Regions from separate parts of the Homo sapiens genome. Here region 1 is linked to region 2. A link is a contact called in ENCODE Hi-C data. All regions are on one chromosome and are shown on one strand. The core of a region is the stretch at or near the end of the contact, and the rest is flanking DNA. Distances in the headings are between cores, read along the strand shown.

What was found. Hi-C counts contacts between places; a loop is a spot of excess contacts on that map. Pooled maps may share reads with other maps.
Region 1: a map with no recorded cell type shows a loop between it and region 2 (6-fold over the local background). The contact joins two enhancer-like sites. A Hi-C loop is called at or near these places in 7 of 37 single-sample maps with no recorded cell type and 4 of 50 pooled maps.

What each region holds. Positions count from the first base shown.
Region 1 is chr4:75,098,011-75,101,495 of GRCh38, forward strand. No RefSeq gene overlaps it. Among named protein-coding and RNA genes, the nearest start is that of LINC02562, 15 kb to the left of the region's middle. Within about 2 kb of position 1,466, at least 4 of the 41 ENCODE cell types and tissues checked have a DNase peak (open chromatin) inside an H3K27ac peak, as active enhancers do.
Region 2 is chr4:75,003,830-75,007,307 of GRCh38, forward strand. All of the region lies in intron 1 of PARM1 (prostate androgen-regulated mucin-like protein 1), which reads left to right. Among named protein-coding and RNA genes, the nearest start is that of PARM1-AS1, 35 kb to the left of the region's middle. Within about 2 kb of position 1,367, at least 6 of the 41 ENCODE cell types and tissues checked have a DNase peak (open chromatin) inside an H3K27ac peak, as active enhancers do.

The DNA.
Region 1 (3,485 bases), core at 216-2,715, 94 kb after region 2:
GTTGTTGTACTTATTTTTGATTGGTTCATTGTTAGTCTTTCTACTTGAGTTGTTTATACACCAATATTAGTGTTCTAATATTCTGTGTTTTTCTGTGCGCTTACTATTACCAGCAAATTTTGTACTTTCAGATGTTTGCTTATTGCTTATTAATGTCCTTTTCTTTCTGATGAAAGTACTCCCTTTAGCATTTCTTGCAGGACAGGTCTGGTACTGGTGAAATCTCTTGGCTTTTCTTTGTTTGGGAAAGTCTTTATTTCTCCTTCATATTTGAAAGATATTTTCATCAGACATGGTGTTCTAGAGTAAAAGTTTTTATTTTTCCTTCAGCACTTTAAATATGTCATGCCACTCTCTCCTGGCCTATAAAGTTTCCACTGAAAAATCTACTGCCAGACGTATTACAGCTCCATTGTATGTTATTTGTTTATTTTCTCTTACTGCCTTTAGGATTCTTTCTTAATCCTTGACTTTGAAAGTTTGAATATTAAATGCCTTGAGGTAGTCTTCTTTGGATTAAATCTACTTGGTGTTCTATAACTTTCTTGTAGTTGGATAGTGATATCTTTCTCTAGGTTTGGGAAGTTCTCTGTTATTATCCCTTTGAATAAACTTTCTACCTCTGTCTCTTTCTTTCTCTCCTCTTTAAGGTCAATAACTCTTAGATTTGCCCTTTTAAGGCTATTCTCTAGATCCTATAGGCATGCTTCATTCTTTTTTATTATTTTTTCTTTTGTCTCCTTTGACTGTATTTTCCAGTAGCCTGTCATCAAGCTAATTCTTTATTCTGCTTTATCCATCCTGTTATTAAAACATTCTGATGCATTCTTCAGTATGCCAATTGCATTTTTCAGCTCCAGAATTTCTTCTTGATTCCTTTACATTATTTAAGTCTCTGTTAAATTTATCTGATAGAATGCTGAATTCCTTCTCTGTGTTATATTGAATTTCTTTGAGTTTCCTCACACAGCTATTTTAAATTATGTATCTGAAAGGTCACATAGCTCTGTTTTTCCAGGATTGGTCCTTGGTGCCTTATTTAGTTTATTTTGTGAGGTCATATTTTCCTGGATGGTGTTGATGCTGGTAGATGTTCTTTGGTGACTGGGCATTGAAGAGTTAGGTATTTATTATAGTCTTCATTGTCTGGCCTTATTTGTAGCCATCCTTCTTGAGAAGGCTTTCTAGCTATTTGAAAGGACTTGGGTGTTGTGATCTAAGCTGTTTGTACTTTAGAGGTTACCCCAAGCCCAGTAACACTGTGGTTCTTACAGACTAATAGAGGTGCTGTCTTGATGATCTTAGACCAGATCCAGGAGAATTCCTTGGATTACTAGGCAGAGATTCTTGTTCTCTCCTCTTACTTTTTCTCAAACATACAGAGTATCTCTCTCCTTTCTGAGCCACCTAAAGCTGGGGGTGGAGTGACACAGGAACCCCTGCGGCCACCACTACTATGACTGTATTAGGTCAGACCTGAAACCAACATAGTGCTGGGTCTCGCCCAAGGCCTGCTGTAACCACTTCCTGATTACCCCTTATGTTTGCTCAAGGCCCTGGGGCTCACAATCAGCAGGTGGCAAAGCCAGCCAGGTGTGTGCCCTTCCCTCAAGGCAGTGAGGTCCTCAGGTCCCGGGTAAGTCTAAAGGTGCCACCTAGGAGTCAGAGACTAGAGTCAAAAACCTTAGAAGTCTACCTGGTATTCTTTATATTGAAGATCACAAAACTCAGTCCTTCCCACTCTTCCCTCCACTTTACAAAGGCAGAGGAGCCTCATCCCAAGCTGCCACACGTTCTCTTAGTCAGCTTGTGGTGAATGCTGCCTGGCCTAGGACTCACACTTCAGGGCAATTGGTTCCCCTCTGCCCCAGGGCTGGTCTAGAAATACCATCCAAGAGTTAAGTCCTGGAATTGGGGTCCCTAAGAGCCCACTTGGTACTCCACCTCTGTGGCAGTGTTGGTACCTAAGGTGCAAGACAAAGTTCCCTTTACTTTTCCCACTGCTTTTCTCAAGCAGGAGTTTTGCCCCACAGCCACCACAGCTAACTTTAGCTGAGTGTCACCTAAAGCCAGCAAATCTCAGAGGCTCACCAAGGCCCTCAGTGTTGTACCTGGGTATTGTTGCTTGTTATTCAGGATGCAAGGGCTTTTTGATTAGCAGGGGATAAATGCTGGCAGGACTGTGTCTTTTTCTTTTATGTAGCAGTTCATTCTGGCCCAGGGTGTGTCTAGAAGTGTTATCTGGGAGTTAGGGCCTGGAATGGGAGCCTCATGACTTTGACTAGTGCCCTATCCTGCTGTGGCTGAGCTGGTATCCAAAATGCAAGACAAAGTCCTCCCCACTTCCCCCTCTCCTCTCCTCAAGTGGAAGGATAGGGTCTCCTTTGGAGCCATGAGCTGTGCAGCCTGGGGTTAGTGGAGGGGTAAGGCCAGCACTCACTTGACTGCCCCAGCTAGTGTCTCAGTATGCTGCTTGCCCCCTAGTCCATTGTCCCTGGGCCTAGTTCAGCCCTGGGATTCATCTAAGAGTTGCAGTCCTTACGGCCTAGACTGTCTTTCAAGTTTACTTAGAGACCCAGAGCCCTTTGGCCCTCAGTGGTGAGTTTTGCAGGCACTTAAGTTCTGACTGCTGGGATCAGTGTTTTCCCTCTGACTAGCACTGGTTTAAATGCTCCCTGTGTGGGTGGGCATCAGCTGAGTCTGATCTGGGTTTTTCTGTCTGCTCTAACAGAGCAGCACTGAGTTCAGTGCCTCACAATTGCTGTGTTCTTCCCCAAGTGCCCAGAAACACTCTCTGCCCCACTCTGCTGCTGCCAAAGGGGAGGGAAGGGGTTGTGTCACCGATTCAGGACTGTTTTGTCTATCTCCTTAGAGCCTCTTTCAGCGTTAAAAAGTTAAAACCAAGTATATAAGTGCTTACCTGATTTTTGGCTCTTATGAAGGTGTTTTTTCCGTGTAGATAGTTGTTAACTTGGTGTACTTACATGGAGGATGATCAGTGGAGCTCTCTATTCCACCACCTTGCTCCACCTTTCTCTCATTTATGCTCACTTTGGCTGTGGTATAGATAATGGGTTCAAGGTGGGAAAGACTGAAAGAGGGAAGAACCCCTAGATAGCTATTAACGATGGTCCAGGGAAAGATCATGGAGGTTAGTGGAGTAGACAGACCAGGTGTGTTTAAGTTTTCTTTTGTCAGGGTGAGTGATTGGTTGGATGTGGAGAGTGAGCTGAGGGAAGAAAATGTTTAAGATAACTCCCAGAGTATCCTTTCCTTCCCCTTTACTGCCCTCAGCTCTGACCCACCTCTCAACCTGCCATCCATTTAGCACCTGTGTTCAGCAAAGGTGATATGAGGCAAAAGGACACTCTTTCCACTACCCTGGAGTTTGGTCAGACATCAACACTGGGAAGGTGAAAAATCAGAGAAAAAGCATGGATCATGGCACTAAAACCACCGATAAGGAAATTAAACATTTGGCCTGT
Region 2 (3,478 bases), core at 117-2,616:
ACACTGAAACCTAGCTTTGAAATGTAAATAAATAATTATCATTTTAACATTCTCTCTCTCTCTCTCTCTTAAATACCTGCTGAAATTCAATTCATTCAATGTAAAGATGTTAAAACTAGCCTGTGTTTGCCCCAGCTGATAGGTGGTCACCAAAAGCTGGTGACCTTGGTCTAGATCATGCATAAAGAAAGGAAATCCCTGCAGTCTCCAAAGTAAAAACAAGCAAACAAATATAACAAAAGTCTGTCTGGAGGCCCATCCACAATTTTGTGTTAACAGGTCATTTTCATGGAGCTTGCAGACAAATCACAGGGAGGACACATTTCTGCTATCATGACTCAGCATATAAGCTAGAGAACATTTCTGTTTTCAAAGGGTAGAAAATCCATGTTTCTACTCAATGAATATTTATTGAGCACTTTCTCTGTGCCAGGCACTAAGACACAAAGAACAAGTTTAGTTTTTATTATCAGGGCTCCTAGCCTGAAGGGGTACAAGCCTGGAGAAAGACTATGGCTCAACATGATGTGTGCTGTCATTAGAGTCTGTGTGAAGTGAGGTGGCTGCACACAGGAGGAAGTGTCTATCAAGTTGCAGAATATTTCATAGAGAAGGTAAGGCTCTGGATTTCTCAGAACTGGGATGGCAAGAGGGTAGACATGGAGAGCAGAGTCAGGGTAGAAAGAGCAGCAGTGCAAAGGCAGGGAGGCAGATGGCCATGGGATACTCCAGGAGCTTACAGGGATTCAGACTGACAAGACCGCACTGCTCATGAGGGGTAAACTGGAGAGACTGTGAAAGGTGGCATGTCTTGTGCCAAGGAGCTCAGGTTTTATCCCAAAGACAGTAGGAATCCTGTGATCAGATTAAAGGGAAGGGGAAGGGTTCATACAGTCTAATAACTTTTAAAAAGTCACTTAGTTGCCCACACTAGGGAATGTACTAGAAAAGATAGAAGCAAACTGGTTACCAACTGCCTCCAAGGAGACATGGAGCCCAAACTTCAAAAACACCTTTGCATTTCCCAATTCAATACTATAGAATCATTAAAAAGCTGGTGGTTAAAAGTTAAACAGTGTTGCATTCAAGCTTCAGCTGTACCGTGTGCTAGCAGTGTGACCTTAGGGAAATTACTGAACTTTTCTGAGCTTCTGTCTTATCATCTGTGAAACCGAGATAACAATGGTGCCTACCTCACAGAGGTTATATTTCAATTAAATAAGATGATGTATGTAAAGCGCTCAGTACACTTGTTAATATATGTGTTAAACAGTCCCACTGGCCTTTTCAGCAGTTCACGATGGTGGCCGTAACAGGTGGAGAAACTGGTAGCAATTACTCAGCACACAGACCTTCAGCAGCTGTGTGGCCTCTGCCAGGCGACCACAAGCAATGCTCCCGGCTGACTTGGCAGCAGCAGGAAAGGGCTTGACTGCATTTTGATCAAGTTTCACCAAGTTTGCCAAAGCTTTGCCACATGTTTTCTCACGTGCTTGACAAGCTGAGAGCAGGGAAAGACATGGCCAGGGACAGAAAAAAAGAATAGGTGAGCAACACAGAAAATCAGGCTGTCTGCAACTCTGCCACTGGCCCAGGTTGTTGCTCATGGAATCCAGGAAAAGGTGACAGAGTTCAGGGCACTCACTGCCCATATTCCTGACACCCAGTCAGGTCAGGAGGCACAGAAGGCAGACTCTCTACGCTACAATGCCTCTACCTCCTCTCAGCACCATAAGAACTCACCTGCATGTCCCAACAATCAGCCCCCCACATCCCTCCTAGCAGGTCTAGAAACTGAGGACCAAGCCAAACACTAGCTCTTTTAAATATCAAATGGATGTAAACTATAATAGTGGTCTCCCCATAGAGGACAATACACGTGGAAACATATAGTTTTCTATCCAACCAAGAATCTGGTTTTCTTCAGAGAAACAATCCGTCAGCTATTCTTGCAGCAAAAAAGCTTGAACCTGACCAGACTTCAGGAACCACTGCTATCTGTAAACTTACAAGGAGGAATTCCAGATTGAACTGGTTATCAGGCTTTTAGGCTGCACACATGGGCTAAGTCTAAGAGATGCCCTTCCCTGAATCTGTCCCTTTCATGTCTGTGGGCCTGTCACTGCCCCAGCAGGACACACCATCTCTGGCAATGTCACTGTGTTTTGAAACAATGCTCATTCACCTCTAACTGAGAAAGTAATGGGTTCAGTTTCTTCATCATATCTTCTCAAGGAAATACTAATACTAATTATTTTCTTCAAAGAAAAGTGGCTGTGTTTTGGGTGGGAAGGTGTATGGAGGCATGACTTTTTAATTTTTTTTTATTATACTTTAAGTTGTAGGGTACATGTGCACAACTTGCAGGTTTGTTACATATGTATACATGTGCCATGTTGGTGTGCTGCACCCATTAACTTGTCATTTACATTAGGTATATCTCCTAATGCTATCCGTCCCCCCTCCCCCCACCCTACGGCAGGCCCCGGTGTGTGATGTTCCCCATCCCTTGTCCAAGTGTTCTGATTGTTCAATTCCCACCTATGAGTGAGAACATGTGGAGTTTGGTTTTCTTTCTTCGTGATAGTTTGCTGAGAATGATGGTTTCCAGCTTCATCCATGTCCCTACAAAGGACATGAACTCATCTTTTTTTATGGCTGCATAGTATTCCATGGTGTATCTGTGCCACATTTTCTTAATCCAGTCTATCATTGATGGACATTTGGGTTGGTTCCAAGTCTTTGCTATTGTGAATAGTGCCACAATAAATATACATGTGCATGTGTCTTTATAGCAGCATGATTTATAATCCTTTGGGTACATACCCAGTAATGGGATGGCTGGGTCAAATAGTATTTCCAGTTCTAGATCCTTGAGGAATCGCCACACTGTCTTCCACAATGGTTGAACTTAAATGTTAGACCTAAAACCATAAAAACCCTAGAAGAAAACCTAGGCAATACCATTCAGGACATAGGCAGGGGCAAGAACTTCATGACTAAAACACCAAAAGCAATGGCAACAAAAGCCAAAATTGACAAATGGGATCTAATTAAACTAAAGAGCTTCTGCACAACAAAAGAAACTACCATCAGAGTGAACAGGCAACCTACATAATGGGAGAAAATTTTTGCGATCTACCCATCTGACAAAGGGCTAATATCCAGAATCTACAAAGAACTTAAATAAATTTACAAGAAAAAATCAAGCAACCCCATCAAAAAGTGGGCGAAGGATATGAACAGACACTTCTCAAAAGAAGACATTTATGCAGCCAACAGACACAGGAAAAAATGCTCATCATCACTGGCCATGAGAGAAATGCAAAACAAAACCACAATGAGATACCATCTCACACCAGTTAGAATGGTGATCATTAAAAAGTCAGGAAACAACAGGTGCTGGAGAGGATGTGGAGAAATAGGAACACTTTTACACTGTTAGTGGGACTGTAGACATTTTTTTAACTTCTTCAGC